2 separate regions of the Homo sapiens genome follow, and region 1 is linked to region 2. Evidence: read pairs that join two places in POLR2A ChIA-PET (ENCODE). Cell type or tissue: endothelial cell of umbilical vein. All regions are shown on one strand. Each heading gives the region's core, and the rest is flanking DNA. Links, peaks and the distances in the headings are about the cores only. Region 1 holds the start of LOC124909373 (a long non-coding RNA gene). Region 2 has its middle 58 kb from the start of ABHD5.

What was found. ChIA-PET counts read pairs that join two places held together with the same protein. Peaks named below come from ENCODE experiments on the same cell type or tissue, not always from the same donor. Only the 100,000 strongest peaks of a DNase experiment are listed, where the experiment ranks them.
Region 1: POLR2A ChIA-PET joins it to region 2 with 7 read pairs; 2 of 35 experiments call an interaction of 5 or more read pairs at or near these places.

What each region holds. Positions count from the first base shown.
Region 1 is chr3:42,841,252-42,856,453 of GRCh38, reverse strand. The region is part of intron 2 of ACKR2 (atypical chemokine receptor 2); the gene reads right to left. It overlaps LOC124909373 (a long non-coding RNA gene), which reads left to right and starts at 4,007. Exons shown (of 2, transcript XR_007095895.1): 1 at 4,007-4,079. RefSeq lists a silencer at 693-987. In endothelial cell of umbilical vein, for the core only: no CTCF peak of the experiment used is centred there; no DNase peak of the experiment used is centred there.
Region 2 is chr3:43,741,141-43,756,342 of GRCh38, reverse strand. No RefSeq gene overlaps it. Among named protein-coding and RNA genes, the nearest start is that of ABHD5, 58 kb to the right of the region's middle. RefSeq lists an enhancer at 1,899-3,098. In endothelial cell of umbilical vein, for the core only: no CTCF peak of the experiment used is centred there; a DNase peak (open chromatin) is centred at 7,922; H3K27ac peaks cover 257 bases.

The sequences.
Region 1 (15,202 bases), core at 6,599-11,598, 900 kb after region 2:
GTTGACTCGGGTCCTCAGTTGACCCAAAGTATCTATGATACCATGATCTCATGGCTGATGGAACTATTCAGTGCTGCTGAAACAGAACCTCTCCTGAGGGAGCCCTGGAGTCCTCCCACTCTGTGAGCTTCTGCCCCACCCTTGGGCTCCTATCCGATGGCATCTGGACCAGATGCTGTGGAAACCACACATGACCTGCCCCCACCCCAGGAGCTCAGCCTGAGTGGCTTTATCTAAGGCCCAACTCTGTTCCTGATCAACCTTAGGAACTTTACCCAGTGCCTTTTTCTGCTGGTCTTCCTGTCCTCTCCTCTGCACCAGGGGCCTCCTGGCCTTCAACTCCTCCCTTTTCTGGGCAGCAGTAAGGACACTCCTAGCACATGGCTGGTGCTGGGAGCCTGTGAGCTGCTGCAGAAGGAGGATGTGAGGAGTATACTCGGGTCTTATCAGGGCTTATTACTCAGGAGTTGACATTGATTAAACACCAGCTCTTCTGAGCTGCTGACATGGACCTTGATCTTGACTTGATTTCTCGAAGTCCCCTGACTTTTGTTTCAGCAAACAACCAAGTCTGATGAATGTTTCAATCAAAGCCAGAGGTCAGAGTCAGCAGAACCTGCTAGTCCAGGCCACCTTTGTTCTCTCTCTACATGGAACACTCTATTCCCTTCCCACTCGAGGTCTTTAGCCTCCTGATCTTTCACTCTGGGAATCTTTTCTGGTCATCCTCACTTCTGGAGCAACCATCCTCCTATCACTTTCATCAGTAAAGCCAACAAGAATGACCACAGCCATCAGGCCTTTGCCCTCCTGATCTCTCACTCTGGGAATCTTTCCAGGTCATCCTCACCTATGGAGCAACCATCCTCCTATCACTTTCATCAATAATGCCAACAACAGTGGCAACAGCAATCAGGCCTTTACCCCTGATCTTTCACTCTGGGAATCTTTCCAGGTCTCCCTCACCTCTGGAGCAACCATTCCCTCCTATCACTTTCATCAATAATGCCAACAATGACAGCAGCAGTCAGCACTCCCATATGCATGTTACAGCTGGCCAGACACCTTCATATGCACTGCAGCAGCCTTATAAGGCAAATTGGGAAGGAACCATCAGTCCCATTTAACCCAGGAGCAAAGCAACTTTACCAGGGTCACTAGTCAAGTTGCATCTGAAATCCAAGTCTTCAGACTCCAGGCACATGGTACCTTGTCCCTGGTCCCACCTCATCCTTAGCCTCTGTTCTGCTCTACCTAGCAGTTACAAAAAGGAGTCACTGAGAAAGGTGTGATTGAAGGCTGGGTGTGGTGGCTCATGCTTGTAATTCCAGCACTTTGGGAGGCCAAGGTGGGTGGATCACCTGAGGTCAGGAGTTTGAGACCAGCCTGGTCAACGTGGCGAAACCCCATCTCTACTAAAAATACAAAAAATAGCCGGGCATGGTAGTGCACACCTGTAATCCCAGCTACTTGGGAGGCTGAGGTAGGAGAATCACTTGAACCCAGGAGGCAGAGGTTGCAGTGAGCTGAGATCACACCATTGCACTACAGCCTGGGCAACAAGAGTGAAACTCCATCTCAAAAAAAAAAAAAAAAAAGAAAGGTATGATTCAGTCTTTGCTGGTTGCCCAGGATCTTACCCTCACTGGGAGATATCCAGGGCTCACCTCCCTTAGGTCTCTCAGGAAAGTCGCAGTTGAGGCAACAAGAGGAAAGATATTGTGATGAGGATGCAGCATGTTAGTTGGGCTCCTTCTATGAGTTGAACACTAACATGTAATTTTCTCATCCTATCTTCACCATAGTCCTGGGAAGCAAAGTGATTATAATCCCCACTTTCCAGATAAAGAAACAGGTGTGGATAGGTGAAGCCCAATTGTCCACAGCCTCAGATTAGCAAATGGGGGGCCGGGGATTGGATGGCCCTCACAACGTGAGGTGGAAGTGACGACCCCTTCCCCCCCACACTCCCTTTCAAAATGGATCAAACTTAAATTCGAAGGTTGAGGTTCCGACAGTGGGACTTCTGGCCTCGGCAACTAGTGGCAGGAAGGTTCAAAGCCAGTGGTGTGCTGAGAGCCAGTCATATGGCATCTGGGAGGCATTAAACAAATGATCATGGAATTAACCAACTCTGCGTTCAGTGATGTTAAGTTGGTAACCTGAAACTGGGAATATTTACACCATGGCAAATGCTATAAATCAAGGCTTTCCTCTCCTCTGCCATCCTACCTCCCCTGTGCCCCCAGCCCAGAGCTTCTTGTCAAACCTTCACCAGCATTCCCCTGATCAGGCCCCCACAGAGCTTGACCAAACCCTGCTTGACTCAGCGAACCCTCTTTTGTGTCTCCCACCATCTCCCCTCTTCCATCTTAGACATCAATTTCACGGCCGCCCTACCTACAGCCAAGAAGCCTATGGACAGGGTCATGTGTAGGTCCCTCAGGGGCTGAAAGCACACCCATCCTGAGTGTACTGTTCACAGTGCAGCTGATTCAACATGCAAACTGATCAAATAAACAAGACTGAATGTGATCTCCAGAGGCCACACCAGCCTTTGAAATATGAAGCCAAGGACACCGTTTGAGATCACTTCTAGTGGAAAATACTTTTGCTGGCTTCCTTTGAATGTGGAAATCATATCCTCCTTTAAAATACAATCTAGGGTAAGGGCTTTAAATATATTAATTTATTTAATCCTCACATTTACCTGATAGAAGTAAATACTATTATTAGCCCTGTTTTAGAGCTGAGGATGCTAAAACACAGGGAAGTTAGAGAACTGGTCCAAGATCACAGAGCAATTGAGTAGTAGAGCCAGGATTTGAAATGGGTGTCCATGCTCTTAAATGCTAGGTTACAATACCACTCAAAGAAAATAGTAAGCACAGCCAGGTGCAGTGGCATGCACCTATAGTCCCAGCTACTTGGGAGGCTGAGATTGGTAGATTCCTTGAGCCTAGGAGTTTGAGACCAGCATGGGCAACATAGCGAGACCCTGTCTCAAAAAAATAACAATAATAACAACTAGGTTGTAGATCCCCTTCCCTGAGCTTTATATGTAATAATGCACTGACTTCTCACAATAACCTTATAAAATGGGCCCCATTTTACAGATGAGGAACTGAGACTCAGAGAAGGGGAGTAAAGTGCCCAAGGACACACAGCAAGTATATGGCAGAACTGGAAACCAAGTTCCTGCAGCTGGCTCCAGAGCTGGAGCCCCAAATCACACACTGGGAGTTCAGCCTGTGTGCACCCCTTCCTCGGGCTTGCAGGATGAACAGCTGCCTTCTGGATGGTCTGCATGGGAAGCATATTCAGATTGTGATTTATAAAACACAATGAAGATAATAGAAACCAGCCCTGACACTTACACAGGGCTTTGTGTTTCCAGATACCTTTTTTTATCCCAGTCATTGCTGTGTCTTCCTGGCTCCCTCGTGAAGGGGTGAACAGGTATCGCCTCTCTAGTTTCCCAGGAAATCCAGGGCCACACTGTAAGCCAGGCACAGCTGGCCAGAGGAATCAGCTGGCCTCTGATTCCAGATCACGGCACACTCTCTCTCCTTACTTTTTTAACATGTTATTTTTTCCTGATTGCCATAATAATATATATTCAATGTAAAATGTGGAAATACAGTGGAAAAATAGAAAAGAGGCCAAAAAACAAAAACAAAAGTCCCCTGAGATGCTACCACTGCAAAAATAACCCACAGGAACATCTTAGTGTATCCTGTTTGTCTGTTTTCATGCCCAGAGCCACGTCTGGTACACCAGATTACACAAAGTCTGGCTGGAAGGGAGTGGCCTTGTCCATTCCTCAGCAGGGCAGGAGTCCCCTTGCAGCTTCCAGCTAGACATAGCTGTCTGCTTCTCCTGAGATATGTGAGGCCTGCCTGCTCCCCACGCTCCCTGGGACCCCACATCACTCAATGTTTCCTGGCCTGGTCAGGAGATAGAGATGTTTGTGACATATATAAAATCACAAGAGTAACCCTCCTCCCAAAACTTATTTCAGCTAACAAAAAGTAAGCACTTTCAGAGCCCGACCCTTCAAGGAGCTGCTGCTGCAGAAGGTGAGACTTTCATGTCTTTCCCAGAATGTTTTTTGATGTTTTGTTTTTTGCCTCTGTACTTGTTGCCTGTAATGTTCCCATGAGAACTCCTTGCGTGTGTATTTCAGCATGAAAATGAAACCCCACTATCCCCAGGAAAGGCAGGACACTCAGCATGGTAGAATAGACAGAATAGGCAGGGTAGAACAGACAGAATATAGCTTAACTCACTTCTTAATGGCTGTGCAACTCCGAGCTCATTATTTAACCTCTCTGATACTTAGCTTTCTCACCTATAATCTGCCTCCCTTGCAGGGTTATTATGGTAAACTAAGGGCCTGGCATATACTATTGGTTCTCTTCCAGCCCCTAAAATGAATAAACTCGCTGATTAAATGACATTTGATTCAGGCTGGGATGCATGGGAGGAGATCCAGGGACTATTTGAATCTGGAACTGTTTTGGGCAGAAGGAAGGGGGCCAAGAATTTGGGAAAGGAGCAGGATGGGGAGAGGGTGGACATGTGCAAAAGAAGAGACCACAGAGCTGTGAAACTTTGGCCCTGGGAGAGAGGCCCTTAAAGACCATCTCATCTGCCCCATTATCTTACAGCCGGGAACACTGAGGCCCAGAGATGGAAAGGAATGCCTGAGCTCCCCCAGCCAGGTTGGAGAACCAACTCTCAGGGGTTTTCAGAATCTGCAAAGCAGATTCTCAGAGCCAGAGTCAAGGAAGGGAAAGAGGTCAGAAGACCCATCACTCTCCAGGTGCTGGAAGCAATTGCTCCAACAGCTGCCCTGGAGAGAAAGCTCTGCACTGACTTAGCACCTCCCTCTTCCCAGCACCTGTGCCCACTCCCCAAGCCACTGGGTTCAGTCTCTCCCTGTGTCCCCTGGGAAGTCTCACCCCCACCCCACACCCCGAGTATGGCTATAACCTACCGGAGCCAGAATGACTTGCTTGAGAATGTCCACCACAAGCCTGGGAGGAGAGCGGCAGCGCCAGGTGCCTCTTCCTCAGGGAAGTGCAGACAGAGTGTAATTCCTTTCCATGCGCTCATCCCCTCTCTGGACAGCAGCCTATGTATATCCTGCTTTCAACTGGAATAAAAAAAATCCCTTTGCCCTTGCCCCAGCCCTCATCTCAGCTGCATAGCCATGAGCTATTTCTCTCATTGATAAGAGTCAAGCTCAGATGACTCCCACCCCATAAAAGAGCATCCCCCAAAGATAGTGTTTGGAAAGCATGTATCCCCTCTCTGGAATGATTCCCTAGTAGCTGGGTCAAGTACACTAACAGCCCATCCCAGAGGTCCAGGCCTTTGTTTACCCTGTGTCTACCTGAAGGGCCTTCCCAACATCACCTTCAGCTTCTTCATCCTGGATACCTTCTCAGCAAGATCTCAGTCCCATTCTGCCCCAATTCTAAACTCCACCCAATCTCTTTTTCTGGCCATAACTCCCACTGAGCAGGGCTGTGTCTGCTACACCCACTGTGTCACCAATAGTTTCATCTCCCAGACTTTCCAAATCATCTTCCCTCTTTCTTTCCCTTCTCCCCGACTCCCCTTCATGGCATCTCTGTATGATTAGCTGCCTATTTAACTATCTGTTCCCCTGCTGGGTCAGGAGCTCTCAGGGGAAGGACCATATCTGACCCACCACCCAGAGCCCAGGGACAGGCAAGAGCAGAGACTGAATGAATGAATGACTGTGGATATATGATGCATTACCTGACATATGCTTAGCAGTATGAGGGTCTGCCTTCCCAGGACAGCACCTGTGGTCCAGGATCAGTACCTCAGCCACCCTCACCTCCAGTCCCACTGCCCCCTTGACACACAGCAAGTGCTTGGTGAATGCCTGTTGTCTCCACCTGGACTGAGCAATAATAGAGTAGTAATGTCAGGTGGTTAAAGGCATGGCATTGGAGTCACACACAGCTGGGCTTGGACCTGGCTCTGCATTTACTGGCTGTGTGACCTAGAGATGGTGGCTTCACCTCTCTGGGCCTCGGTTTTTGCAAGTTTATTGGGGGTACAGATAGTCCCTCAGACAGGCGTCAGAGAACGGAATGTCCCAAGAAGATGGATATGGACTTAGACATTTGCCTTTCTCTGGGGTCCACAGGCTACCAAGAATGGACATTAAGACTATGATGGGTTTTTACTCAGGCAGAAGGAAGCAGGGGACCTTTCAAGTGAGGCCTCCAAGTTTCTCTAGGCCAAACACTAGTTTCCAATAGAGAGACCCAAGGAGCTGCCCAACAAGAGCCACAGGGTCCTCGGTCCCTCCCACAGAACAGCTAAGTTCTAGGACCTGGGCTCCTTTTTTATTCTCCCTCACCTCCCCCCTTTTGTACATCCTTATTTTAAAATAATTTTTAGACTTGCAAAATAAAGCACGAGATTCCTGGATACCTGTCTGCCAGCTTCCCCTAATATTAACATCAGTTAAATTGCATTTAGCCTAAGGCTAAACATATATTTTTATATACTTTTAATATATAAGACATGTATTTTATACATTTAATATATAAAACTTACATATTTTAAATTTGGCGTAAAGATTTCTCCACACATAATGAACTGTAACCAAACTGAATGTATAAACAGGCTATAACCTATTCTTGTGCCAATTACAGAGTTTCAGCCAATCGCATGTGGCCAACCATTCAAATGGTGTTCAAATAAGGCAAACGCCAAGCTGTAACCAATCCAGCTGTTTGTCCCTCACTTCCATTTTCTGTCCATCACTTTCCTTTTCTGTCCATAAGTCTTCTTCCACATGCAGCAGCACCCAAGTTTCTCTGAACCTAATCTAGTTTGATTCTCAAATTGTTCTTTGCTCAATTAAACTCCATTTACTTTGCCTAAGGTTTTGCTTTTTTTTTTTGACAGAGTCTCACTCTGTTGCCCAGGCTGGAGTGCAATGGTGTGAGCTCGGCCTCGGCTCACTGCAACCTGTGCCTCCCAGGTTCAATAAACTCTCCTACCTCGGCCCGGTGGCTGGGATTACAGGTGCCCACCACCATGCCCGGCTAATCTTTGTATTTTTAATAGAGGCAAGGTTTCACCATGTTGGTCAAGCTGGTCTCCCACTCCAGAGCTCAAGTGATCCACCTGCCTCAGCCTCCCAACGTGCTGGGATTCTAGCCACGAGCCACAGCAGCCGGCCTCTAAGGTTTTACTTTTAACACATCTACATAATCACAGTACTGACTAAGAATCTAAACAAGGAAATTAACATTGACATGATACTATTGAGTAATCTACACACCTTATTCAAATTTCAACAGTTGTCCCACTAATGTCCTTTCTCTGGCCCAGGATCTAAACCAGAATGCGCTTGGTTCTTATGTCTCCTTTGTCTCTTCATTCTGGGGCAGTTCCTCAGTCTTGCTTTGTCTTTCATGACCTTGACAGTTTTGAAGAGTACTGGCCAGTTCATTTGTAGAATGTCCCTAAATTTCAGTGTGGTGTTTCTTCAGGATTAGACTGAGGTTGTGTATTTTGGGCAGGAACAACACAGAAGTGATCTTATGTCCTCAGTATACGTATCAGAGGTACATAATTTAAAGATGTCTCTTTCCTGGCAATGTTAACTTTGATCACTTGAAAAATGTGGTATCTAACAAGTTCTTCCACTGTGAAATTACTATTTACCTTTTGTAATTAGTAAGTATCTTGCTACTTTGAGACTACACAAATATCCTATTTCTCATCATGCTTTTGTCCACTAATTTTTGCATCCATTTATACTTTCCAACAGTAATTATTACTGTGGTTTTTTCCAAATGGTGATATTCTATTTCCATCATATATTAATTAGAATTCTTTCTACATGTATTAATTAGAATTCTATTATAAGAAAGAGCTGGGCCTGGCACAGTGTCTCTTGCCTGTAATCCCAGCAGTTTGGGAGGCCAAGGCAGGTAGATGGCTTGAGTCTCAGAGTTCGAGACTAGCCTGGGCAACATGGCGAAACCTCATCTCTGCAAAAAACACAAAAATTAGCCAGGTGTGGTGGCATGCATCTGTAGTCTTAGCTACTTGGGAGGCTGAGTTGAGAGGATTGTTTGAGCCCGGGAAGTGGAGGCTGCAGTGAGACAAGATTGTGCCGTGCACTCCAGCATGGGCAACAGAGGGAGACCCCATCTCAAAAAAAAAAAAAAAAAAAAAAATTTTTTTTTTTTAAAAGAGTTAGCCTTTCTTCTTAAGTATTTATATTAGTATGAACTCATGGGTATTTATTTTATCCTGTTACTCTCATTATTTATCTTGCTGTTCAAATTGTCTCATCCTCTTTTAAAATATTTCAACCCATCTGTTTCCTGTTAAGCTGCTTTTCCTAATGAGATGTGGCCCACGGCTAAGTCACTCCCTCAGTGTCACCCCCCAGCCATAGCACGTCAGACACTCCCTGGTATGCAGGGCAGGTGGTTGGGAGACCTCTGAGCCTTTGTGTGAGCAACTAGGTTTCCCGTTTCCCTGAAACTCACTGAGGCATCTTCCCAACAAGGGCTGGGCTTTTTCCTGGAATGGGCAGGTTGCAGTCGGAGGAGTCAGTCCTAATTCCACAGGCAAAGAGTTCCAGGAAGGGCTGAGCCTGGCCAGGTAGCCCCAGATCCCCCACCCCCACCCCTGCTCTCCATCAGGCATCCTCCCTCCAGCACCACCAAGCTCATGCTCTGATTGCCCCTTCTTGAGTCTGGCAGCTCTTGACAGCCTGGTTTTTGATGGGAGAGCCCTGGGTTGGCCCTGCCTCATCCTCTGTCTCACTGTTTCTTTTTCTTTTATTTCTCTGTCTTCCTTGGGCAAAATTCACCCCATTCTGGCTTAACTCATGAGAGAGTCAGTCCAGTCCTTCTCTAGGGCCTTAAAACTTTGAATTCCTAGGCTACAAACTTGCCCTCCAATTTAGAAGCCTGGTTAGAGCCCACATTTACTCACTTTTATTTGCTGTTATGCCAGAACCTCAGATCTTCCTAACATGCTCCATTGACGGCACAAAAGGAAGGAAATGATGCTCCTCTCACCTCTTCCACTTCCTCTTTCTGTGCTGTCCCCAGCCTGGCCCCCGCTGGCCACTCAGACTGTGTTATCTCCTCTTTTGTACATCTGCCCAAGGCACCCTTCAGCTAAGGGGTTATGTATAATCCTTTCCCCAACTGCCAGTCCCTTGCCTTGCTACAAATGCATTTGTTTGAAATCAATATATGTATTCATTTATCAAAATATCTTCACTTACATATTTACTACATGTTAGAATTACAGAGTGGTTCTCCAGACATCTGCTTTGTGGGTTAGGCCAGGCTGAAGTTATCACATCCATTTTGCAGACAGGGTTGCCAGGATTCAGAAACCCCGTCACTTGCCCAGAAACACAGTTGATAGCAGCCACATGGACTTTCTGACTCCTACTCCGGTGCTCTTTTGCTCATTGTCTTTGTGAATATTCTGTGTAATTATTTGCTCCTTTTTGCTCCCCAGCCCCTCCACCTCAGATCTGGTTAGTGATTCCAGGACAGAATTATTGCTTGCTCATCTGAACATCCCCCACTGCATAGCCCAGCCAGCACTGGACACACAGTAGACACTCAGTAAATGTTTGTTGGGAGAATGCAGGCTTTGATGTAGAAAGCCTTCCTAGAATTACTTGCTCTTACCTAACAGTGGTCTTACCGCTTCTTATACAAAGACTCCACCACCTGAGGCTTTCTGGGACTCAGTTTCCCTGTCTGTAAAGTGACTATAGAGCAAGCTTATCCAACCAACAGGCCGCATGCAGCCCAGGACAGCTTTGAATGCAGCCCAACACAAATTCTTAAAATTTCTCATAACATTATTAGTTCAGCCCAAAGCCAGGGACAAAAATAGCAGCAGCTGGATGCACCCTCGGGTTCCAGGCAAAGAAGATCACATACTGTAAGGCTAGGAAGTTGGTGTTTGCAGGTGACCCTGGAAGTGGGTAAGTGTCATGGACAGGATGAGCTGTCAGCTTTCTGGAGCCAGTTTCATTTCTTGGGAACTATTTTCTTTTAAATATTTTCAAGGTCTCTGGAAACTGAGAAAGCTGACAGCTAATCAACAGTTGAGAACTGGGGACCTTGCCTGACCACCCCTTCACTTTATCACCCCATCTGTCCATCCAGGAAGCCCTTCCTGAGGGCCTGTCCTGGGTTTCATTCCAGACAGGGCACTAGGGGCCGAACAATAATGCTGATGCTTACATGGCACTTGGGCTGGACAGGACACTGTTTCAAGTGCATTACATGTATTAATTTGTCTAATCCTCCCACGAACCCGATGTTATAATGAGGAAAATCAGGCACAGAGAGTTAGGTAACTTTTCCAAATTGCAGCACTGGGATTTGGACCAGACTACCTCCACCCCCACCCTCAGCCTCCACCCAGTTAGTTTACAGGATTTTCCCTTCTGAATCAGATATTTTCCCCTCTCCCCAGATACATTTTGTAGTTTTATGATGTTGTTTTTCTCTTTTCTTTTGTTTTCTTTTTTTCTTTTTTCTTTTTTTTTTTTTTTTTGAGACGGAGTCTTGCTCTGTCGCCCAGGCTGGAGTGCAGTGGCACGATCTCAGTTCACTGCAGCCTCCGCCTTCCAGGTTCAAGTGATTCTCGTGCCTCAGCCTCCCAAGTAGCTGGGATGACAGGCATGCGCCACCATGCCTGACCAATTTCTTTTTATGGTTAAGGGTGGGGCCAGGGTTTCCCTAGGGGTTAAGGCACTATTACGTTTTTTAAAATGTCAGTCGGAGGCTGAGGTGGGTGGATCACCTGAGGTCAGGAGTTCAAGACCAGCTTGGCTAACACAGTGAAACCCCGTCTCCACCAAAAATACAAAAAAATTAGCCAGATATGGTCCCATGCACCTGTAGTTCCAGCTGTTCAGGAGGCTGAGGCACAAGAATTGCCTGAGCCCAGGAGGTGGAGGTTACAGTGAGCCGAGATCATGCCACTGCACCAACCTAGGTGACAGAATGAGACTCTGTCTCAATCAATCAATCAATCAAGTGTTAATTGGTGTTTTCCCACCATTCACTTTTCTTCTGCTCAAACAGTGAGACTCAGGAAGGGTCTTTGAATTTTTTCTTGGTCTTTGAGTACAGGAGTTTGAGAAAATTAAGGTTCTCTTTCTATTCTATACCAAACTAAAAAAGCATTCCCCAGGCTGAGAAGGTAAGAGGCAGCAGGGAAGCAGGTCAGTCTAAACATTAGAGGGACACCGTGCCCTGTCTTATGGCCACGGTCCTGGTGTTTGCGGGACTTAGGGGGCACAGGGACATGGCACATGGGGAGTCCAAGGTGAACAGGGCCACAGGTAGCCCCATCCCATGCCCTAGCCTGAAGCAATCAAATGAAGTCTTCAATGGGCTGCCAGGCCTGAAGGTGCTAGTGGACTACCCTGAGTGTGGACACATAGGCTGATGTCCAACAGGGAGGCAGGATGCTGATGTCTAAGTGGAGGCCCGTGTGGACAGGTGCCACCAAGAACCAGGTGGCACCATGCTCCCCTGCACCTGGGCAGTAACCAGTTTCCTGGAACTGATGTAATTCTGGGCGAGTGGTGACCCTCACAGTGACTGCAATTAAGTTTCCATATCCTGTAGAATGGGGGTCTCAAAATAGAAAATAGCTTCTTCTAGAAAACTACAATCATATTTTCTCATCTACATGAGTGTGTGGCCAGAGGTGCTCACTGAAGGCACCTTTGGAATCCCCTGGCAGAGCTCCTGTAGCAGGCACCATTGGTGGCCCTCGTCTACCAGAGCTCCCACCTGCTGGGCACACACTGGCTGACTTCCAGCTGTGAGTACCCACACTGCTCTGTCTGTGGCCTTGCTCTGGCTAACAAAGCCTGTCTTGCCCCTGCCCACCAGTGCAGCATGCCAGAAATTCCAGGACATAATGTTCCCTGCCCCCCACCAAGAACCCTCAACCAATGACTGAGGTCAGTTGGTGCCTAAATACCCCACCTCCCTTGCCCTTGGGTGGAATAACTCCAAGGTGTGTGCACTGCACTGTCTCCCCGAGTTTCTCCTGGGGGATTAAGTCCAACCACCCACAGGGGAAGCTGGTTTGCTAACACACTCTTCACTGGCTGCCTTCCTTCCTCTGCCTCACCTCCCCACTCTCCTGCCCATGTCTCCAACTTCCAGATAAACTGTTAGTGGGACCATATGACATTGCCAATATTTGAGATTTTTGACCTATAAAAATGGCAATTTCATATAGTTCAACCTAAAATTTACACTCAAATCTTTGTCTCAGAGTCTGCTCCAGGGCTATTTCCCCTCCAATGCTTATCTACCTGCTTTATCCAAAGGCTGTCCGCTAGGTCTCCTCCTGTCCCACAGCACAGCGGGTTCCCGGAGAGGTAGAGGTGGGACAACAGGGAGGCGGCTCCAGGAATGAGCACGTGCCCCACCCACATCACATATCAGAGTGGGAAGTGTGGCTACAAAATGAGGAAGTCATGAAAGATATGGAAATGTTGTAACTGGAAAAGTGATGGAATGTTTGGAAGCAGAAGCTCTGGGTGTGGGCTTGGAATCTGGAAAAGGGAACATGGGTTCATGGCCTGTTTGGCCTGATCCCAGTCCTCTCTCCTAAAGAACTCAATTCCCTCTAAATGGAGAGTTCTGGGCATATAAATAGGCTCAGGAACACTTTGGCTAAATCAGAACACCAGGCATAAACATAGCACTTTGCCATCTCAGTTAGCCACCCAGCAAAATTAACCTGTTTCTGTGGCTCACAGAGTATGGAGACCACCCTGCTAGACAGCAGGGGAGGAGGAGAATTTGGATGAGAATCCAGGCCTGTTTCCATCTAAGCAGTTATTTTTGTCTGTATCCCACAATAGGAAATGCATTTTACCAGGCAGTCTATTGTACACATACACACACCTGAAAAAAAAAGTTTCACAAAATAATATTACCCAACTACCAATGAAAAGGATAGTTTCTATTCCTTTCTGTTTCATAGTTTTTAAAAGCTGAACATGAGCTGGGTATGGTGGCTCATGCCTGCAATCCCAGCACTTTGGGAGGCTGGGGGGGCAGATCACTTGAGGTCAGGAGTTCGAGACCAGCTTGGCCAACATGGTGAAATCCCGTCTCTACTAAAAATACAAAAATTAGCTGGGCATGGTGGTGGGCACCTGTAATCCCAGCTACTCTCGGGAGGCAGGAGAATCGCTTGAGCCTGGGAGGCAGAGGTTGCAGTGAGCCGTGATTGTGCCACTGCACTCCAGCCTGGACAACAGAGAGAGAGAGACTCCATCTCAAAAAATAATGAATAATAAATAAATAAATAAATAAATAAATAAATAAATAAATAGCTAGACATGACTCATTAACTGATTTCTTTCTTTTTTTTTTTTTTTTTTGGAGACAGAGTCTTACTCTGTCACCCAGGCTGGAGGGCAATGGTGCAATCTTGGGGCTCACTGCAACCTCCACTTCCCAGGTTTGAGCAATTCTCATGCCTCAGCCTCCCGAGTAGCTGGGATTACAGGTGTCCACCACCACACCTGGCTAATTTTTGTATTTTTAGTAGAGATGGAGTCTCACCATGTTGGCCAAGCTGGTCTCAAACTCCTGATCTCAAATGATCCACCTGCCTCGACCTCCAAAAGTGTTGGGATTACAGGTGTGAGCCACCATGTAATTAACTGATTTCATAACCTGCTTCTGGGTGGTGACCTTCAATTTCAAATATTGCCCTTGAGTGTATTCAGAAATGAATTGGGTGTGGACAGAATTTCTGGGCTTTTCCCAAACACTGTGCATTTGCTGTCAGCCTCTGTCCCATTCAGGGATTCAGGAATTGCTGGACTGAGCCAGAGGAACTTTGAAAAATTCATAAGGTGAAGAGGGTTCCTATCTCCTAATCCAGTGATTAAAATGAGGCATTGCTGTCACCTTCATATTTTTTGCCACATCCCTCTACCACCTATACTATGTATTATTGTATAAATATATCTTCTATAAATCAACTCACCACTCTTTAAAACTTAAATACTCACTCTAGTCCTGTTTTATGGAATATTATCAGTAAAATCACACATTTGATGTTATTTCCCAAGGCAAACAAATAAAAACATAACTAGAAAAATAAAACATGTTTGTCCATTCCACCTTAACTCATCAAACCCATGACTTTCTCTGCCCAGTTCCTTTCACAAGAAAACCATCCTGTCTCTGCACAGTTTGTGCTGTTTCTAATGCCCAGAAAGGCCTCAACCTCTGTCTACCTCTCCAATGACAATCAGTGCCATCACTGTGGCCGACAACACCTAAACTCATCTAATCTTCACACCAACCAACCCTATGAAGCGGTAGGGTCATTTCCATTTTACAAATGAGGAACTGAGGCACAGAGAGATCAGGAAGACTTGCCCAAAATCCCAATGCTAGGGAGTGATGGAGCCAGGTTTTGAATCCAGGCTGATGAGAGAGCCTGTGTGCCTAACTACTAGGTGTTCCTGGCCCCTTCTAAAGCTGCCCATCCCAGTCTCAACCCTAGTATCATCCCGTAGAGGACACGTTCCTGGACTACCCAGCCCATTGGATTACTCTTCGTATGTTCCCAAAGCACTCACTTCTTGCCTGTTTAATTCATCTGGAGGTAAATCATAACCTATAGAGACATTGCCTCTACTAGGCTGGGGACTTCTTGAAGGCAAGGCTGCATCTTATTCCTGTGTGTATTTCTGGGTCCAACAGCCCATCTGAGGCCTTTCGTGTCTGCTGAACACTGTGATCTTGCCTTGTTTAACAAACACTTAGCACTCTTTGCTAGTTGTCAGCTCACAGGCAGGTTTCCAGCAAAGCCCTGGGAATAGTCAGGGGCAAAGGGAGAGGAGTCAGAGGCAACAATTAAAGGAGTCTTAATCTAAGGTCCATGGATCCCCAAAGGACCCATACCTGGTATGCAAGAGATCTGAGCTTACATGAGAATAAGATTACATCCTTATTTTCACTAACCTCTAATGGAAATTCAGTATTTTCTTTCATTGGAATGTCACCCATGACTTTGTCACCAGTGAAATCCCTGATAGTTTCATTTCACATTACCATCAGAACAGACATCTAAAAATATTTACATTCATTACTTCCTG
Region 2 (15,202 bases), core at 4,859-9,858:
GACTGTGTTCGATGCTGCCCCTTTGCACCCTGCCTGGCCTCCTTCCCTTCCTGGCCCCACTCTCCTGTCCCCCTATTGTATTTTCCTAGGAGTATTCTGCAATGAAACACTTTCGTGCAAAGGTTTATCTAGTGGTCTGCTTCTGGGAAAACAGACCTGCGAGGTCACTTGGTTGTAAGTGCCAGAGCCTGAGTTCAACTCAGGTTCACGGTGTAAACTGCCTCAAAGAGAACCACCCCACCAGAACCAGTAATAATAAATGTGCAAAGACGGAAGACCTAAATAGAATTCTCACCAATGCTCGGGGGCCGAGTCCCAAGCAAGGCCTGGCTGTGAAAGCTGTGCCTGCCGACCACCTGAGACTTGAATATCCTGCGTGGAAGCCCTACAGACTCTGGTGTGCCCTCTGCCACATCCCAGCATAATCCTGGTGGAGAAAGTCATTGGAATTTTGGAAGCTAGGAAGGCTTTCCTTAGCCTGGTAATTATTTTTTCTTCCAAACCTCTATGCAAAGAATGTAAGTTAACTGATTAGGCTAAGGCTCTGTGCATCCTGTTGTTCTCTTTTCTGCAGTCATTTGGGTCTTTGTGTATCTTTGATGTGTGTGAATTAACATATTCTGCAGCTCCTCCCACTCACCGAGAGAAGGGGAAAAGATACCAGCCACAGCCCTTGCAGCTGAAACAAAAAACCTGAGCCTGGGTGGAGGCCAGAGGGAGGAGGAGGGCTTTTCTCCCTATCTCACCATTTGGGAGAATTTTCCCTAGAACAGGAAAAATAAAATAGTGTTCTTGTTCATGAATATTGCAGGTAGAAAAGAACACACTCTAGGGTATGCCTGAAACTCCACTCACCTTGTCTCCCTGGAAATGCTGAAGTCCATGAGTCCCAGGAAGGACCTTCACTCAACACTTCCCTAGCCTCCAACTCTCTTCCAACCCAGCCTCACCCCTGCACAGGGAGGTTTTCCTTCTACTTCAAACCATCTTTATATCAAGGGATGGTTTCATCTCTCATCCAGCTCAGGTAGATTGATTTTTTATCAATCCAGAGAATTTTTATGGAAAGAATGTGAAAGTTGCACCTGGGTGAGATGAGCTAGAGATCAGGGGAGGGAAGAGGACATTCTAGATTGGCTTCAGTAAGAGAAGAATGTAGACTCTTTCTTATTTTACTTGGAGGAAATTTTCACTTGCAGAGCTAAAGCCAGGTTCTAAGTTCCTCTTTGCTCATGCCAACTCAGAAGAAAGCACCCCTCAGAGGGGACAATGGCTTCTTCCCACAGCAGGTACCTCTACAGATTTACTTCACTGGTGGAGGTCTGCACCAAGAGCAATGCAAGCAAACTTCAACCAGACAGATCCCTGATCTTGCCTTGCTTACACACGCTGAGTACAGTCCTCTCTCGATATCTGCAGGAGATTGGTTCCAGAACCTCCTTGAAAACTAAAATCTGCAGATTTCTCCTCAAGCCCCTGATAGAAAACAGAGTAGTATTTGCAGATACCTTATATACATCCTCCCCTGTACTTTAAATCATCTCTAAATTACTTATAGTAGTACCTAATACAATGTAAATACTATTTGAAGAGTTGTTACACTCCATTGGTTTTTTATTTGCATTATTTTTTTCCAAATATTTTTCATCCTGGTTGAATTTGTAGATACGGAGCCCATGGACACAGATGGCTAACTGTATTTTGTTTGCTGTTCCCACTCAAGAGAATGGAGCAGAAAGATGAACACAGCTGGGACAATGACAGCAGCATTGCAGAGCTCACGTCAGCCCTGTACTACCTCCTGAGACCTCTCGTTATGGGAGAAGACAAATTCCTTTGTGCTTGCACTACCCTAGCAGGAATGTGTCACACACAGCTAAATGCAATCCCAACTAGGACACTTGGAATATGGCAACTCACAGCTGGGGGCTAACCCATCAATGTGTCTTGTTTGGGCAGCACAGTGTTTTAAGTAATTATACTTCAGACATGGGAAACTTCATTCAAAATCCAGATTTCTGGCTTCTTTGGAAAAGCTAAAAGGTACAGAAAGATTGGGCTTATACTCCCATGAGGCACACAGTCCCCCTGTCACTCCCTCTAATTAAGGGGAGGCTCAGTTGCCCTTTATCATCACACCTGAGCTGATGTTCGCTTGGCCTCCACAGATGTTTGGGTTCATGCCATTTGGGAATGAGCACAGGTTTGTTAGTTGGCCACCTTGGCTCTGTGTCAGTTGTGCAGCACATCTTTGAGCCCCTATTTCTTAATAGATACAACATGTACAAGAAGCGAAGGTGTTGGCTTAAGGGAGAAAATGCCAAAGTACTTAGTATGTTATCTGCTATTTCAAAGAGCCCCCAAGAAATATTAGCTCATTTCCTCTCCTCTGCAGATTTGAGATATCAATTTTCTTGTGATTGAATAACTCAGGAATGTGATGGCTCACATGTGACTTAAATACTACAGCTGTCCCTTCCAGAGGTGACACTGCCAATTTAGTGACTAAGCTCAGCTTCTGACTACTGACTTAAAGGAGGGTGCCCCTGCAGGGTCCCCATCACAGACATTAGAGTTGGATTTTGAACAATTCAGTTCAGTGAACATGGGCCTACCATAACCAAAGGGTCCATTTTCTGGTCTCCCTCTCACCCTGGGACACTTCCCTGTGTCCTTGTCCATCAAGCCCCCTTAGGCTTCCTGAATAATATTCTTCTCCATAGAAACCTTCTCCTGACAGCTACAAAGACTTATTTGCACTGGGAGCCTCTTCTACAGCAGGTAAGGCCAGCAGGCTGAAACCTTCACACCTGGGTGCCTTGGCCGATGTTATTCTCTCTGCAGGAATGCCCTTCTGGTCTTCTTCCGAGAAAAACAAAACAAAACGAAAAACTGCTGATTTGTGCAGGGCACGGTGGCTCACGCCTGTAACCCAGAACTTTGGGAGGCTGAGGTGGGTGGATTGCTTGAGGCCAGGAGTTCAAGACCAGCCTGTCCAACATGGTGAAACCCCATCTCTACTAAAAATACAAAAAATTAGCCAAGTATGGTGGCACACATCTGTAATCTCAGCTACTCAGGAGGCTGAGGCACAAGAATCACTTGAACCTGGGAGGCAGAGATGGCAGTGAGCCGTGATCGCACCACTGCACTCCAGCCTGGGTGACAAAGCAAGACTCTGTCTCAAAACAAAGAAAAAAAAAAAACTGCTGACTTGTTAATGCCAACTCCTACAAAGTTCTGCCTTCACCTCTTAGGCAGAAAGACTTGCTCCTCCTTCAGAGTCTCATTGCCAACTGAGCTCCAGTCACATGACACAGCAGTGAGTCTAGTAGGAAAGACAGTACTTTAATATACCCAGCAACCACTCAGTGTCAGGAGCTTAGAAGGTGTTTAATAAAGAAGATGGAGGTCTGCTCGCTGACTGGCTGGTGGACAGGTGGGCTACTTCTACCTGGCGGCCTACTTCTACCTGGCGGCAGATAGCCAGCAGGGAAGGATTTCCAGGCCAGCCTTACCCTTTACCCTTGCCTTTCTGCCTTCTGAGATCTTCTTTCCCTGAGGCTGGTGGGGCAGAAAGCAGCTGGACAGCTGCCCACATGGGGAGTGGGAGCAGGGGCAGCAGCCCCCCAGAGGTCTGCCTATCACAGGCCCCACCCTGTCCAGGGGCTTTCTGCCTTTGCTGCCTCTCTCTTCCCTCAGAGCCTCACAGCCTCCCTCTGGTGACGAGCTTCCCATTACATGGAGGAGGCATTGCACAGGCGCCCACCTGCTTTCCCCCATCCTCTGAGCTCTGTGTCTCCGTTCTCCCCTCACTCCTGTTCCTGGAGATGGACCTTGCCAGCTATGGGAAACTCCTTTGCCCTAGGTCCCGTATTCCCTCTCGCTCAACAGCTCCAGCAATTCTCCCCAAGCCCTCTGTTGCCCCCACGTCCTTCTCCAGGTGTTGCCTCCTCTGTCATTCCTTTGCATCAGAGTCCTAGGAAGGCTTATGTGCCCTCTCTCTAGCTCTCCTCCTTCCAATCTTTTGTAAATGTACTGAATGGTTGAGAGTATCAGTAAGTTAATGGCAGTCAGCCTGTACCCTGGCCCCTCGCAAGTCCCCAGAAACCTCCCCTTTGCTGGTGCCAAGATGACTCTCAGGCCTTAACTTACACTCCCAACCATTCTGTAAATTTCTCCTTCCTCCTGTCTGATCCTTTCTTCACTTGGCTTCCAGCACCCCACATTCTTGGCCTTCCCCCTCCCACTAGCCAATTACCCCTTCTCACTCTTTCTCTGGTTCCTCCTCATCCCTCTAACATTTACACATAGATGAACCCCCGGAGCTCTGTCTTTGGACCGCTTTTCTTTTCCATTTATAGAGCTCAACTAATCCCATGGATTTAAATGCCGTTTACATGGAGTCTAGTACACTCTTTTTATATATGCAGCTACCTACCAGACATCTCCACTTGGGGGATGTATCTGTCAGGATAAACTAGATTATGATGCAGAACAAACAACTTCAACACCTCACTGGCTTAAAATAACAAAGGCGCGTTTCTTGTTCGTGCTACCCGTCCACCACAGGGCAGCTGGGGCTTCTGTGAATTCTTATCATTCAGGGGTCCCCAGGCTGATGGAGGCTCCACTTATCAGCAGCCATCTCAACATGAAGCACTCTCCTAGCCCTCAACACACAGCAAACATGTCTAGCTAGTCTCCTCTCTGCCATGACCTTAGGTAATTTTCAGAAAGGATACATACATACATGCACAAATAAATGTCTACTTCATAAACCTCACATACAACAATGCTCACCCATAAACAACATAATTAACAAAATTTTCACAGCCTCCTCCACCTAAGATGGAATTATAACAAAGTCTTGTGGGCCTCCAGCAAAAGAAGGTTTTTCTCCAGGGAGGTGCTCATAATGTTTAACAACCAGCTCTCTCAGAAACCAAAAAAAACCCCGATTTATATTGTTTGCCAATTACCATAGTGTAAATACCCCCACCATGGCCAATTTCAAGTCAACATGAGTTTAACACCCAGCTCTCAAATTTACTGAAAATGTAACCATTGGCTTTTGTGAGCTGGTCTGAGCCAGCCACTGGTTTCATCCCAAACTTTTCTTTACCACATCCCTTGATTTACTCTCCAGAAAAAAAAGAAAAAAAGAGCAAAGAGAGGAAATATATGCCAGGCACTGCAACAACACTGTGTGCATTATTTAAGACCAGTGTTAGTTAGTATATTGTTTCCACTGCTTTAACAAAAAGACTCAAAATCACTTGTACACCAATGCTCATAGCAGCATTATTCACAGTAGCCAAAAATGTGGAAACAACCCAAGTGTCCATTGACCAATGAATGGATAAGCAAATGTGATACATTCATACAATGGAATATTATTCAGCCTTAAAAAGGAAAGTGATTCTGACACATGCTACAACATGGGTGAACCATGAAGGCATCACGCTAAATGAAAGAAGCCAGTCACAAAAGACAAAAATTGTATGATTCCACTTGTATGTACCTAGAATAGTCAAATTCATAGAGACAGAAAGTAAGATAGGGATTATCTGGGGCTGGAAGAGGGTAAAATATGGAGTTGTTATTTAATGGATACAGAGTTTCTGTTTGAGATGGGAAAAACCTATTCTGGAAACAGATCATGATGATGGTCACACAACATTGTAAATGTACTTAGTTCTACTGAATTGCATGCTTAAAAATTGCTTAAAATGGTAAATTCTGTGTTATGCATATTTCACTACAATACAAAAATGAAAAAAAAAACTCAAAATTATGAAGGCTTAATACCATTTCTGCCACTTATAAAAAGCTGAGTAGGTAGACCAGGGCTGGTAAGGTAACCGCATGATTATCAGACCAAGGCTCCTAGTACCTGGTTCCTCTGCCACTCAGCATGAGGCTTCTCCCTCATGGTCCAGATGGCAACTTCTCTTTTGTTGTTGTTGTTTTTTTTTTTTTGAGACGGAGTCTCCCTCTGTCACCCAGGCTGGAGTGCAGTGGCACGATCTCGGCTTACTGCAGCCTCCGCCTCCTGGATTCGAGCAATTCTCCTGCCTCAGCCTCCTGAGTAGCCGGGACTAGCGGTGCTCACCACCATGCCTGGCTAATTTTTGTATTTTTAGTAGAGACAAGGTTTCACCATGTTGGCCAGGCTGTTCTCAAACTCATGACCTCAAGTGATCCTCCTGCCCTGGCCTCCCAAAGTGCTGGGATTACAGGCATGAACCACCGTGCCCGGCCCAGATAGCAGCTTCTACTCCTAGAATCACATCAGCATTCCAGCCAGCAGAAAGAGAGAACACTGGAAAGGGAAGCATGTTCTTACCTTTCAAGGGTATGGCCTGGGTATTGCACACATCACTTCCACTTTTATCCCAATAAGCAGAATTTATTTATTTATCTAATTAGCCAGGCATGGTGGTGCATGCCTGTGGTCCCAGCTACTTGGGAGGCTGAGGTGGGGGAGTCTCTTGAGCCCAGGAGGTGGAAGGTACATTGAGCCAAGATCATACGATTGCACTCCAGCCTGGGTGAAAGAATGAGACCCCATCTCAAAAAAAAAAAAAAAAAAAAAAAAAGAACTTCTTTCTCTAGCTGCCATAGAGGCTGGGAAGCACAGTCTTCAATCCACACAGTATTTGTTCAGCTAAAAATTCTACTGCTCTGTAAATGGTGGGGGGGGGGTGGGGGAGGCATAGATATTGGGATATAGTTAACAATCCCTATCAAAAGCATAGTAACCCTATGAAGTAACTCCTATTACCCCATTTTAGAGATTGAGAGACCAAGGCTCAGACTAGTTAAGTAACTCACCCAACGTCATTCTAAGTGAATGGCAGACTTGAAAAACCCTTTCCACTACATTATGCTCACTCCCTCCAGGAAGTAAAGTTCATCTGCAGTTCCCTCGGAGACACTGCGAGAGAGAGGGTAGGCTGGGAGCAGAGGGTGGAGGTAAGGGAAGCCACACTGTAGCTGAGCCCACAGACTCACCCCTTGTGGCATTTAGGATGATAGATATGAGGGGACATGGAGTTGCTGAGTGGCTGGAGTGCAGTGCCGTAGGCTCATCACTGGCCCGTGAAAGTCACTTATTAAATGATCAGAAACGTTGTGAACCAGTGGTTAAACACAGCCATTGTAAAATTAAATTTCATAAACTTACAATTAAATAAATTATATTAAAAACAAAGGTAATAAATACCCAAACTCATCACTTCTTAATTATTTTACTGCGTCTTACTGTCTTCTATGCTCTTAAGGGTCTGGTATCTATTGTGTCTTGATGGTGGAATCCTCCCTGATGGGGGCTACTGCCCAGCTCCTCCTTACTCTGTGCTCAGTGACGTCTCCTGGATAGCCTGATATCAGCTGTGGGGGAAATGTTTACAACACAGAAATCAGCAGAGACTACAGAACAGAGGCTTCAGCCACTTCCTAGCACAAGACTGCATACGCATATACAGGCGGTATAACCGGGATCACTGAGGAGCCTGCAGGTTGGGCTGAGTAGAGAAGGCCTGCGCTCCTTTCTCTGACTGGCTCCCCATCCCTCTTCTCTCCTGCATTCTGACCTCTGTTAATAAAAAGACCTCACTTTATCTTTAAGAGAATTTCTGATACACAAAGTGTTCAGGGATTGAAGTAGACAAATAATTTGGGTTAATGTGCATATCCCTGTTGTCACGTGGTCCTTGGTAGAGGGCTTGTGGGGGGTCCACTGTGGCTCCCAAGCCCCCTCCACCCTACCACAAGCTGCTGCGCAGGTGGAGCGTCCCCACTTTTCCCAGAAGGTGAAGCCAGGATGGAGGAGGAAAGGCTCCTGTAAACAATGGCTCCCTCTGCCCTTTGAATGGATAATGTCGGTTTCCCTCTTGGAAATGAATCAGGCAGCCACGTGGTATCCTCTGCCAGCCCTCTGCTGCTTTCAGTATGACATGCAGGCAGTTGGGGGCTGGAGAGTGAGGGAGGTGAGATGCACAGCCAGCCAGATTTGAAGATGAACCTGGGCGTGGCTCAGCCAGAGGAGAAGGACACCAAGTTCCCAGGAATTCCTGGCCATCAGGCTCAGGAGCACTGCTTCTCACTCAGCCAGACACATGCAATCACCCACATCTCAACTCCAAAGCAGAGAAAATGAAAACCAAAAGAAGCTTTAAACATGGGGAGGACCCTGTCTCATTTTTCTGTACCAAAAATAAAAGCAGCTTGGAGAAAACATTACCTAGAATGCAAAGCATAGCCCCCTCAGCCCTCCACTGAGGCCTCCTTCTCTCCAAAGACTGTCTTATCTATCCAAAGACTTGCTCTGCTACTCTTGCAGGTTAGGTTCCTCGAAGCAGAGGCTGAGTTTAATAGGGGTCAATCCTGGCGGGGCAGGATGAGCTGAGGAAGACGCCAATCTGTGACTCAGGCCCCACACAGCCATGGTCAGCCAAGGGCCTGGAGCAGGCTCGCCTGGCAGTATCCACATTTGGTCCAAGTGGCCAGACTCTCACACCCTGGCTCCTAAGGGGTTGGATACAGACTCCCTGGGGGTGTAACCTTGGGCAAGGTACACAGGAAAGAGCTTACAACCAGCAGCTGACTGCACGCCCGCAGCTGGCCACTGTGCCTTCCTGAAGGGGAGCTGGGCAGTGCAGCTCTGTGTCCACCACACAAACCCATAATGTTTTGACACTACCTGTGGAGCTGATGCTCTTGGCAGGACCGTATCTGCCTCTCCAAACCAACAGGAGCTTGAATATTCACATCATCGTTGTTCAGCCCTGTGGCCTGAGCTTGTCACTTGATTTCTGCTTCTAAGCCTCTATTTCCTTGTCTGTGAAATGAGACATAAAGACTCTATGAACTGAGGACATAGCGGGCCCTGGATACGGTGCGTGCCTTTCTCCTCCTCTCCTGCCTCTCGTCCCCACCCTCCATGAGGTGGCCAAGACCTTCTTATTCTTTATTCTCTACAAACGCACATTCTTTACCCTCATTTCTCTCAGCTCCCCAGGGCCCAGCTCCTCCCTCACCTAGGGCTGTTTGGCAGAGCCCCCTTTTTCTTTTTTCTTTTTTTTTTTTTTTTTTTTTTGAGACAGAGTCTCGCTCTTTCACCCAGGCCGGACTGCAGTGGCATAATCTCGGCTCACTGCAAGCTCCATCTCCCGGGTTCACGCCATTCTCCTTCCTCAGCCTCCCGAGTAGCTGGGACTACAGGCTCCCGCCACCGTGCCTGACTAATTTTTTTTGTATTTTTAATAGAGACGGGGTTTCGCTATGTTAGCCAGGCTTGTCTCAAACTCCTGACCTCGTGATCTGCCCGCCTTGGCCTCCCAAAGTGCTGGGATTACAGGCGCCCGGTCAGAGCCCCCTTTTTCAAAGCATCTGTCCTGCTCCCCACATCCCAGGGGCAAGATCTCTAAAAGAGCAATTGACCAAGTCTCCCTACCTCTGTTCCTTGCTCCCAATTTAAATCCCCAATAGCCCCCTGAACTTCCAAGCTGGATAAGTTTCTTACTGCTGCTGTAACAAATGAACACAGCAACATGAATCCATCATCTTATAGTGCTGGAGTTAAGAAGTCCACAACGGATCTCATGGGACTAAAATCAAAGCATCCACAGGGCTGTGTTCCTTTCTGGAGGCTCAAGGAGAGAATCTGTTTCCTTACCTTTTCCAGCTTCTAGAGCAGGGGTCCCCAATCCCGGGACCACAGACAGGTACTGGTCCGTGGCCTATTAGGACCAGGCTGCACAGCAGGAGGTGAGCAGCAGGCAACCAAGAGAAGCTTCAACTGTGTTTACAGCCACTCCCCATCACTTGCATTACTGCCTGAGCTCCACTTCCTTTCAGATTAGTGGGGCATTAGATTCTCATAGGAGCATGAACCCTACTGTGAACTGTGAATGCATGTAAGGGATCTAGGTTGGGTACTCCTTATAAGAATCTAATGCCTGATGATCTGTCACTCCCATCACCCCCAGATGGGACCATCTAGCTGACCATCTAGTTGAAGGAAAACAAGCTCAGGGTTCCCATTGATTCTACATTATGGTGACTTGTATAATTACTTCATTATATATTATAATGTAATAATTATAGAAATAAAGTGTACAATAAATATGATATTCTTGAATCATTCCAAAACCATTCCCCTCCCCACACCATCCATGGAAAAATTGTCTTCCCCAAAACTGATCCCTGGTGCCAAAAAGGATGGGGACCGCTGTTCTAGAGACTGCCTATACTCCTTGGCTTATGGGCCCCTCCATCTTCAAAGCCAGCAGTAACCTGTCAGGTCTTTCTCACATCACATCAATGTGACATTGACTCTCCTGCCTTTCTCTTCCACATTTAAGGCCCCTTGTGATTACACTGGCCCACCTAGATTATCCAGGGTACTATCCCATTTAAGGTCAGCTGGTTAGAAACCTTAACTCCTTCTGCTATCTGAATTCCCCCTTGCCATGTAACATAACAGGCACAGGCTCCAGAGATTCAGGCCTGGACATCTTTGGGGGGAAGTTACGTTGTCATTTTGGCCACGGTCAGAATCCCTTCACCAGGGTCTTCTTAACACAATGCAGCCAGAGGAAACTTTCAAAAAACAAGCCAGTCTGTGATCCCTGATTACACTCTCCAATTGACATTAAGAAAAGAATCCTGAACCAAATTACCTAATCTAGGCTCTCTGGCCTCTGCCTTTCCATTGCCTCATTTCAGGCTCCTCTTTCCTCCTGTCTTTCCTACCAACCCACAAATGTCAGAGAGTCCCTGTCCTCACCTCGTCCTGTCCTGCCACCTGTCTTCCCTATCCTGCCGCCTGCTGTGCCCACTGTGTGAATTACCCCTCTCTTCCCTCTGTGTCTGTCACATCTTCCTCAGTCTCCAGGTCCTGAGCAAGTCATTTCCTGGGGGCAGCCTCTGAGCTCCCTGCCAAGCTGCTGCCTCTCCTCCTTGCATTTGCAGTGACTTGTTTAACAACTAATCACATAAGTGAAAACTGCTGTGGGGATGGTGTCATAGGCAGAATAATGCACCCCCAAAAGTGTCCAGGTCCAAATCCCCACAACTAGTGAATATGTTACCTTCCACGCAAAAGGGACTTTGCGGGTGGGATTAAGTGAAGGATCTTAAGATGTGGAAATTTTCCTGGATTATCTCAGTAGGCCCACTGTAATCATAAGGGGCCTTATAGGTGGCACACAAGAGAGTCAGACATTAGAAAAAAGAGACATGACAGAACCAGAGGTTGGAGTGAGGCACATTGAAAATGAAGGAAGGGGCCACAAGCCAAGGGATGCAGGCAGCCTCCAGAAGCTGGAAGGGGCCAAGAAACAAATCATTCTCTGAAGCCTCCAGAAGGAACCAGCCTTGCTGGCACCTTGATTTTAGACGTCTGGCCTCTAGAACTATAATACAACAAATTTGTGTTTTTGTAAGCCTCAAGTTTGTAGTAATTTGTTACAGAAGCAAAGGAAAACTAATACAGACAGGAACTGAGTCTGTGTCTGCTCAACATGGTATCACCCAAGCCCACAGCAGTGCTTCCCGTAGAGTGGAGGCTCATTAAGTATTTGATGCATGGACAAATGAGCCTGGCAGGAGATAGTGAATTAAACCCCCCAGCAGACAGACTGTAAGAGCTCCTGCTCTTCACTGTTCCTCATGCCTGTGCTTCCCCAACGCTTTCAATTCCCAAAGGAAGAAATGTGGAAAACCACTTCTCAGAGTTGGCTGTGAAAGACAAAAAAAAAAAAAAAAAGGGTGGGGGGAAGATTAGAATAACAGGCTGCAGGGGTGGAGGGGTCCAGGAGATGCCACCTACCATACTAATCTCAAGCCAGAAGGGACTATGGCTCACAGCCAAGACCTCTGGTACCAAAGAAGAGACTGCCCAGTGGCAAGACTCTTCCAGGCTACCCAGCCTATGGGGCGGAGCAGGGAGAGTTCCCAGGACCCCTGGGTGAGTGGAGGTGCCTTTGGAGGGCCATAGTCAGGGGATCTCGCTAGCCTTAGCGAATGAGGGACCTACCTGGCCAGGCTGAGTCTGCTTGGACAGGCCGTGTTGGGAGGGCAGCTCTGAAGGCCCTGCTGTGCTGCATGCACAAATGCAAGGAGCTCTGACAGCTTTTTCTCTCATAAGTTCAAACGCAGTGAACCAACAAAGGAGGTGTGATATGGCAGGAGGCAGGGGAGGAGAGAACCAACTGGTTGTGGGGGGAGGCGTGGGGGTGAAGCAGGGAATTCAAATGTTTCTGTAATGTTTATTTCCTAAAAAATAAACTGAATATGACAGAATGCTAACATTTATTAACTCTAGGAATGGGTTATATAATTCTACAATTCTCTAAATTTTTCTGTGTTTAAAATATTTTTAAAAGAATAGAAAAATGGAGAAAGTATTGTTTTCTGATATGTATTCATAAATGAATCACACTAATTCTCTCTCTTTCTCTGTCTCTCTCTCTCTCTCACACACACACACACACACACATTTCTACATAGGCTAATTGTCCATTCCTGTCTCCTTTTCCTCTCATCACTAAAATAATTTTCTCTGTACATAGAATTTATATAATCACAGCAGACTTAGTGCTTTTTAAAAATTCAATGAGTTTTCTTATCAGTTTAATTATTTCAACACATTGTTCAAGTTAATTAACTTTCATTGAGTTGATTTACTTTTATAGAAAAAAAGGTTTTTAAGCTCAGAAAAGATTTTTAGAAGTCAACAATATAGAAATGAATGTCGTTGAAATTCTAGTTGTAAAAATACTTATCTATATTTTCCAATCACCCTACCAGCTACCACCTAGACATAAACTCTTAATAATTTGTATATTTCTTTTTGATCTTTTTCTTAAAGCAGAGGTGAAAATATGTGACTTATGGAAATGCGTATTCTTTTTCCCCTTAACATTGCATCACAAGCACTTTATCATACCACTAAAAACTCTTTCTATGCATAATTTTAATGAATCTTTAACACTCATTTTAACGTGTACCATAAATTGTCTCTACTCGTCAACATTTAGCATGTTCTATTCTTTCCCTATTACTATACTGCTGAGACAAACATCTTGGCATATGAATCTTTGACCCCAATGATGTTTATTTTCTTAGGGAAGTTTCCTAGAATTGAAACTGCCCTGTGTTACTGAGTGAAAGGGCATACAAGTTTTTAAGTTTCTTGATATCAGCTGCCAAATTGCCTTCTAGAAAGGATGTAACAGTGTCACGTGGCCACCAGAGAGTGTCTGTGCTCCAGTCAGTTTGGCAAGAATTTAGAAAATCTAGTTCATTGGTTTAATTTGCTTTTCTCTGATCGCTCATGAACTTGAACATTTTCCCTCAACTGTCTTGAGCATTTTCATGTCTATTTTTGCCTATTTGTATTCTTTGCCCACATTATCTCTGGATTCTCAGTGTTACTCCTGTCTTGTGGATATGAGTCCTTTATTTACTAAGCACATAGCCCTTTGTCTATTATATACATGAAAAGCATTTTGCTCCAGTTTACCTTTTGCCTCTTAATTTTGCATATGATGCTTTTGGTGCATGGACAGTAGTTTATGTAGCTTTATCTATTGATCTTTTCCTTTCAATTGAAATAAACCAAACAACAACAGTCCACATAAAAACATAACCCAAAACTTCAATTTGAAATACAAAGAACTGGTGACGTGGCTCACACCTGTAATCCCAGCACTTTTGGAGACCAAGGCAGGAGAAGCCCAGGAGATTGAGGCCAGCCTAGGGAACATAGCGAGATCCTGTCCCTACAAAAAGTTAAAAAATGAGCCAGGCTTGGTGGTGCATGCCTGTAGTCCCAGCTACTTGGGAAGCTGAGGCAGGAAGATTGCTTGAACCCAGGAGTTAGAGGCTGTGGTGAGCTATGATCACACCACTGCACTCCACCCAGTGTGACAGAGCAAGGCTGTCTCTAAAAAAATAAATAAAAAGTAAAAAGTAAACATAAAAATATAAAGAACCAAAAACAGGCAAGATGAAACAGGTGACCATTTAATTTTCTGATTCACTTGAAATGTACTTTGGTATACAGCAGAAAGTGGAAACTCTCAATTGGCTTTTTTCCTCAAATAGCTAATCAGTGTCCTAACACCATTCGTTGAACAATAGTTTAATTTCCACAGTGATTTATTGCCTTTTATTTATTTATTTATTTATTTATTTTTTGAGATGGAGTTTCGCTCTTGTTGCCCAGGCTGGAATGCAATGGCACACTGCAACCTCTGCCTCCCGCGTTCAAGTGATTCTCCCACCTCAGTCCCCTGAGTAGCTGGGATTACAGGCATGCGCCACCATGCCCAGCTAATTTTGTATTTTTAGTAGAGATGGGATTTCACCATGTTGGCCAGGCTAGTCTTGAACTCCTGACCTCAGGTGATCTATGCACCTTGGCCTCCCAAAGTGTTGGGGTTGCAGGCATGAGCCACTGTGCCCGGCCAATTTATTGCTATCTTTATCATGGATTATATTTTGTTGTGTGCTAGTGTTGCTATTTGACAACAGTGGACGCCCCTGCTCTTGAAATTCTCTCTTTCTGTGGTTTCTCCCAGTTCTCCACCTATCCTACCTCGCTGAATAAAATGCTTCCATCTCCACTGCTCTTCCATTTCCAAAGCTGGCCACCAAGAACAGAGGCTCCCTGGAGCTGCAGCCTGGGCCTCGGCTCCCCTCAATCCATGCTGCTCCCTATGCTGTGGTCTTCCCTCCTGCTGTGTGTCACTGCCACCCTCTTCCTAATGATGCCCAGGTCTTGATATCCAGCCCATGCCTCTCTCCTTAGTTCCTGACCAACTGCCTCCTGATGTCCTGTGTAAAGAGACATCTCAAAATCAATCTTTCCAAAATTGCGTGTGTCACCTATTCCATCAGAACTTTTCTGGCTGGTTTACAGGCTCAGAGTTTGGGTTGAGTTTCCTCGAGGGTGTGTGGTGTGTGTGTGTGGGCGGGGGGGGGTTGTAGGGGAGTGTGTTATAAGCATGCATAGTAGCCATCATAGTAACAAGCACCTTGCGAGGGTGCAGGGAACACCAGAATCCAGCCAAGTTCTCGAGGTCACTCAGTCCTGCTCCAGTCACAGCAGCTTGGGGCACCTCAGCAGCAAGAACCTGCCCCTTCACACCAGTAATCTGCCATCAAAAGGACTCAATCTCTCCCTGAG